2 separate regions of the Mus musculus genome follow, and region 2 is linked to region 1. The links are chromatin loops, found by intact Hi-C in ENCODE. Cell type or tissue: gastrocnemius. All regions are shown on one strand. Links, peaks and the distances in the headings refer to the core of each region. The heading gives the core; the rest is flanking DNA.

The links. Hi-C counts contacts between places; a loop is a spot of excess contacts. Peaks named below come from ENCODE experiments on the same cell type or tissue, not always from the same donor. Only the 100,000 strongest peaks of a DNase experiment are listed, where the experiment ranks them.
Region 2: it touches region 1 in a loop (7-fold over the local background); 4 of 42 quality-filtered maps call a loop at or near these places.

Annotation. Positions count from the first base shown.
Region 1 is chr7:83,891,107-83,894,011 of GRCm38, reverse strand. It overlaps Mesd (mesoderm development LRP chaperone), which reads right to left and starts at 1,746. Exons shown (of 3, transcript NM_023403.4): 1 at 1,537-1,746. The coding sequence starts at 1,722. In gastrocnemius, for the core only: a CTCF peak has its summit at 1,710; a DNase peak (open chromatin) is centred at 2,057; H3K4me3 peaks cover 2,321 bases; H3K27ac peaks cover 1,805 bases.
Region 2 is chr7:84,688,738-84,691,642 of GRCm38, reverse strand. Zfand6 (zinc finger, AN1-type domain 6) reads left to right here and starts at 1,686. Exons shown (of 7, transcript NM_001360578.1): 1 at 1,686-1,897. It overlaps 2610206C17Rik (RIKEN cDNA 2610206C17 gene), which reads right to left and starts at 2,003. Exons shown (of 5, transcript NR_038175.1): 1 at 1,829-2,003. In gastrocnemius, for the core only: no CTCF peak of the experiment used is centred there; a DNase peak (open chromatin) is centred at 1,652; H3K4me3 peaks cover 1,834 bases; H3K27ac peaks cover 1,893 bases.

The DNA of each region.
Region 1 (2,905 bases), core at 227-2,726:
TCATATGCATGCTGAGGTACATATATAGGCACAGAGATCTCTACTAGACCACATTCACAAGTGTGTTTGTATTAAATGCAGGGAATGTTATTCTGTTGGTCTCTGCTGTTCAGCTCAGTACACATCTCTCTAATAGACTAGAATACTCTCCTGTCCTGTCTAAAATCAAACCTGCTCCCTGTTGCCCTCTGACATTCCCACACAACACTTCCTCTTTATAAGATCCAACCATTTCTGTTTCTGTTTACGAGGGTTATTTCCTACCCCCTTGTTCTGACAGATGTCTTGCTCATCTCTGTGACCTCCTCTTCCTCGGGGTCTGAGCACTGTCCATGGCTAGGCCTCTCACAAGGCAAGGTTCACTTTAGCAGGTTAAAAGGCATTATTTACTAGAGTCCAAAAAGGACAGTTGGAAATTGAAAGGAGTCATACCCACTCAAATCTACTCCAAATTTTCTTTCCAGAATCTCACAGTGGAGCCCAAACCAGTTTGAAATTTACTATGTAGCCCAGGTTTAACTAAGGCTAGCCTCCTCCACTAGTCTCTTAAGTGCTGGAATTACAACCTTGCACTACCATGGCCCCACTACTCCAATTCTTCTGTTGGGTACAGAGAACAACAACAGGAGTCCCCCCTTTTTAAGTCAAATCCAACAGGTGGATATTTTAAATGTATGCCCAAAAGTCTTACCTCCTTCCAACAATATAGTTAGCCACAAGTTAAAAAAAAAATCAGCATTGGAAACAAACTCTGAAAAGTTCTCTGGCAGAGAACCTTACACAGTGAATATAGCTATGTGTGTGATTCCTTTCCATCAGCTGTGCCAATCAAATACGACAGTACAATCAAGGGCTGCAGTGTACTTTTGATCAGGAATCCCTCCTTAGAACCTTTTGCATACCCCAAATGCAATCAAGTAACAGACCAGAATTCGGCCTCTCACAAAACAAGTCCACTACTCCCATCAATGAAAAACCTGAGTTGCATATGAGATATGCCTTAGTTCCCTTTACCAGTAAAATAAACCCACCCAAGAAATTACAAAAGCCCCAGCAGGAATATACACCAAAAGAAGTCGGAAACCCTCTATATTTGGAAAGATCTCTATCAAAGCTAAAAAAAAGTTGAGAGACCACCTTTAGAACCCATTCACTCCAGAACAGGAGGAGGAAGGAGGGAATGCTCTTCAGGAGCGCTCGCTCCCTGTTCGCGGCTCACAAACCACCAAGATCAATGTAGAGACCCCTGCGACATAGCAAGGAAAGTAGGGCTTGACTGGTGAGAGTCCAAGTGCTGACTGGAGTGGCTGAGGAGCCATGATAGCGAAAGACACTGGGCGAGAGGCCTGAGCCGTGGTGGAATGAAGAGAGACGCGGGAGTCAACGGGTACTGGGAGACATTTCAAGAAAGACCCTCAGAGGGCAGCGAGCGGGATCAGGGGACAAAAGTCAGAAGGTCAAATGTCCGAGAGGGTAAGGGTTAGGAGAAAAGGGATCTGTATGGGAGATGCTCAGAAGTGTGCAGGCGACACAGACCTCCCACTGCTCCAGAAGTCGCGCCATGTCGGCATCGTTGTAATCGCGGATGTCCTTCTTTTTCCGTGGAGGTGGGGTGGCCTCGCCCGGAGTGTCCGCCGCGTAGGCATTAGGAGGAGGGAGCAACAGAAGGTCCGAGGCACACAGAAACAGTAGAACCGCGCGCAGCCACCTGGAGGCAGCCATGTTAGCAGCCTAGCGTAACGGACTGCCCAGCGTAAGGCACAATGAGCCTGCGCAGACAGCGTGCGGAGTCCGGACGCCGGGGCCTCGCCCCCACCCCGCCCCCGGCCTTCCAATCCAGTCCCTAAGCGTGTTCTGCGCAGAACTAAACCCAGTACTTGACCCCGTCCCACCCTCGCGGACTCAAGTCCCAATGGCTCCGCCTCCGAGGAGTCCGTAGCCTACCGCACCCCGCCTCGTTCTGGTTCCTCCTGTCCGGACCTCATCCGGTAGCTCCGACCCCCTTGGCTCCGCCCACAACTGCATTCCCTTGGGGCTCCCAACCTCAGGCTCCTCCCCGTCATCGAGCCTTTCACCACTTGACTCCACCCCTCAGCCACGGTCTCCTGACTCCGCCCCTAGGGTACCGCCTCCTCACCAGACTCCGCCCCATAGCTCTGGGAGCTCACCTGGCTGGGGACCAAGGGTTCTTCCTCCTGGTTCCTCCCCTTGCCAGGCTCCGCCCCGCGAGCTCCGCCCCTTGGCCTGGCCAAACAATCTACTCTAGCTGGGTCCTGCCCAACTGTGCTTTCTCCACTATTTGGGGGTTTTGTTAGAAGTCAGCCCTTTTGTCTCTCATTCTCTAGCCAGGGTCTGAAAGTTCCCTCAGGGTTTCAGTGACAGAGTCCTCGAAGCCTATGAAATGAATGAGTTGGAAGATATGCAAACTACCTTGACCCTGAGGCCCTTTTCAGGGTGTTGACATTCAACTACGCTCCCTAGTAATTTCTAGCAAGAACAAACCGCCTGCTGAAAAGCTAAGGACAGCTAGGGCAACTTTTCTCGAAGACTGTAATTATAGGGTCTATTGTTATTCTGCTCCACGGATGATTTTCGACCCACCATTCTTTCAATATCACTGTCAATTAAACTGGAAAAAAAAACCCATTTAATTGATAACCATTTTTATTGTTTAAAATAGTTCCTGTCTCTTCTGATTTTCATCTACCACTGTGGCTTTAACCTATAGGACAAAACCACCCTAATTTTATTTTCTATTTTACAAGATTTTGACCACTAAGATCTTCAAAATTAAAATACTTGGGGTCAGAGATACTTTAAAGTTTCCTAAGCTTTAAGTGGCAGATCTGATTTCTTTAAAATTTCAAATTATATCATAAGACATGAAACCTTGGTGTAGTTGGAA
Region 2 (2,905 bases), core at 321-2,820, 800 kb before region 1:
CTTGTCTCCCCTATTACAGATCATCTTCTTGGGCAAAATCCTCTCGATGTTTTAGCCCATGTTTCTAAGTGTGTGTGTGTGTGTGTGTGTGTGTTGTTGTTGTTGTTGTTGTTGTTGTTTTGGTTTTGGTTTTGTACATAGCCTTGCCTGTCTGGAAACTCACTATGTAGATCAGATGGGCCTTGAACTCACAGAGATCAACCTGCCTCTGCCTCCCTAGTATTGAGTTTAAAGGTGTGAGTCTCCACACCTGGCTTTAAAGATTTATTTTCAAGTGTATGAGTGTTTTGACAGTTGTGAGCCACCACGCAGATGCTGGGAACCCAACCTAAGACCACTACAAGAGCAGTAAGTGCTCTTAACTGCTGAATCATTACTCCAACCTTAAATATAAATTTTGAATGGGTTGAATGTGCCTCAAAAACACCCTTAGGCCCTGGGTAGGGACCTTCTGTTCTGCTCTGGTTTCGAACAGCAGGCTTAGCTTTATTTTATTTGGCCCTGGGTTTCACTACTTAGCTCTGGTCACCCTGGAACTTGCTATATCCACCAGGCTGACCTAGTACTCACAGAGGTATATTTTTCTTTGCCTCTCCATGCTGAAAGTATAAAGGCCTGGGCCACGGTGGCTGGCCAGGCTTAGCTTTGGTGATTTATTTTAGAATATCCTGCCCCAGAAACTTGTCTGTCACCTCACAAGAGCATTGTGTGTTTCTCCCAAGCCCTCTTCAGGAACACTTCCTTTCGTTTTCCATGAAGTCATAAGAATTTTTCAAATGCCACCTTTTCTTCAAAGAATTCTACCTGACCTCCACCATGTCCTCTATTCTGTCTCCTCCTTATTCTACAGGATTACAGAAAGCAGCCCAAACCACACATGGTTAGCCGTATCTCAACCTTGTGACCATGAGCCCCTATTACTGTAAAAATAGGGCAGAAATTTCAGGGAAATAGGTAAAGAGAGCACAGTGACAAAGATAAACATTGTAAAACACCAAAAGGCACAACCCCAAGACTAACAAAATAACATAATTTCAAATAAAGACAGGACTCTAGGCAATCCTGTTTGGGCTGGGGAAATCTCAGGAGAGCTGTCCCCCACTTCTCCCGCACAACCTGTGCAGGGCTGCTGGACTAGAATCTACCGCTTCCGCGAGAAGGTCCAGGGGGCTTCCCGAGTCCAGGCGTGTAGGTGTGTATTACACAAGCGAGCACACACGCCTCAGGTCTCGCTCTCTGTAAATCGTGGTTCAGGACAGGGCAGAGTTCAGACCTGGCACTTTGGGCTGGCCCTCCTGGTCTTCTAGGGGCCTGGGCAACAGAATCTCAATCTATGTCGTCTCTCAAACTACGCAGGTGGAACACCAGCTCTAGACAAGGGTAGTCTATCCCTGGGAGGATGCAGAGCCCGGAGCTACGTCATCAGACACCCCATCCCCTCGCCGTCCCCCAAGTCTGCACCAGAGCCCTCTTGCTCCTGAGGCAACATCAAAAAGCTAACCTAGCCCGCTGACCTGGCCGAGGCAGGGGCGTGGCCGAGAGAAAAGCAGCGCCTCTGTGCCACGCCCCTCAAATGCCTTGACCAATAATAGCACTCTCCGAGATCCGGCCCCGCCCCCACGCCGCCTCCGGCCCGCGGCCCCGCCCGGGCCGGTCATAATTAGGCAGCGGGCTGGGACTGCCGCGTCAGCGCGCGTTGAGAGCCAATCGCGGGCGCTCCCTTGAGGCCGCGTCACAGGCCGAGCAGCCAAACAGAAAAGTTTAATAAACAGCGGACGGAGGGCCGGCGGCGGCGGGCCGGGAGCGAGTGGGGGTTTGGCGGCCTCACCTGTCCTCACTCTCAGCGGCGGCGAGAGGCGGCGGCGGCAGCGCGTCCGGCGGAGAGGGCCGCCGCCAGGTGAGGAGTGCGGGCAGCGGTGGGCGCAGCCTCCGGGCGGCCTGGGAGCCGGAAGCGGCGGGCGGCGCAGCAGGTGGCCTCGCAGTGGCGAGCGGAGGGCGCGGTCCCGGTGGGGCGCGGTCCCGGGCTCCCCGGGCGCGCGCTGAGCTCGGGGTCGGGGTGGGCGCGCCTGGGGCCAGTCCGGAGCAGCTGCCGCACGCCGGGCAGCGTCCTCACGTCCCTTTGGTAGGCTGAGGCTAGAGAAGGCTCAGAGGGAGTCTCCGGGATTCCAAGCTCTCTGCTCCTCTGAGAGCGTTTTCAAGTTTCTCACTGTTGGATGCGTAAACAAGCTACACGGAGTGTGGCGTCTGAAGTCAATCTAACTCTATCAGAACTCAGTGATTTGCCATCATCATCCAGAATTGTCAGGCGTTTGTGGGAACTGGGGCCTTGGGGTCACCTCCAAGCCGTGCATGCTAACTAGCTTGGTAGTCAGCACCTAGTGGTTCCGAAAACCGAAATTAAACGTCACTTTCAAACTATATTCGAAATTTATCCTTTTCCTAATTAAAATGCCACGTAGGCTTTTGAGATTATTTATGAAGTATTTTATGGCAATTGCTGTTTTATGTATTATTTCCAGGCCTGCGGGGACAATTTTTTGGTAAACCATGAACATTTAAATGGAGAAAAGACATTGTCTTAATTTTTCCTTTTTCCTTTTTTTTTTTTTTTTTTTAACATTTAAAAAACACGTAAGCCGGGCGTGGTGGCGCACGCCTTTAATCCCAGCACTTGGGAGGCAGAGGCAGGCGGATTCCAGCCTGTTCTACACAGTGAGTTCCAGGACAGCCAGGGCTACACAGAGAAACCCTGTCTCGGGGTGGGGGTGGGGTGGGGCGGGGAGACAAACATGTAAGAGGGGTAATAGGCACAGATAGGAAAATTTCAGGCTTGATTGCTGTTTTGACTGCAGCCATACTTTCCTGTGTTAATGTCAAAACTCACAATATGAGTTATATCACAAAG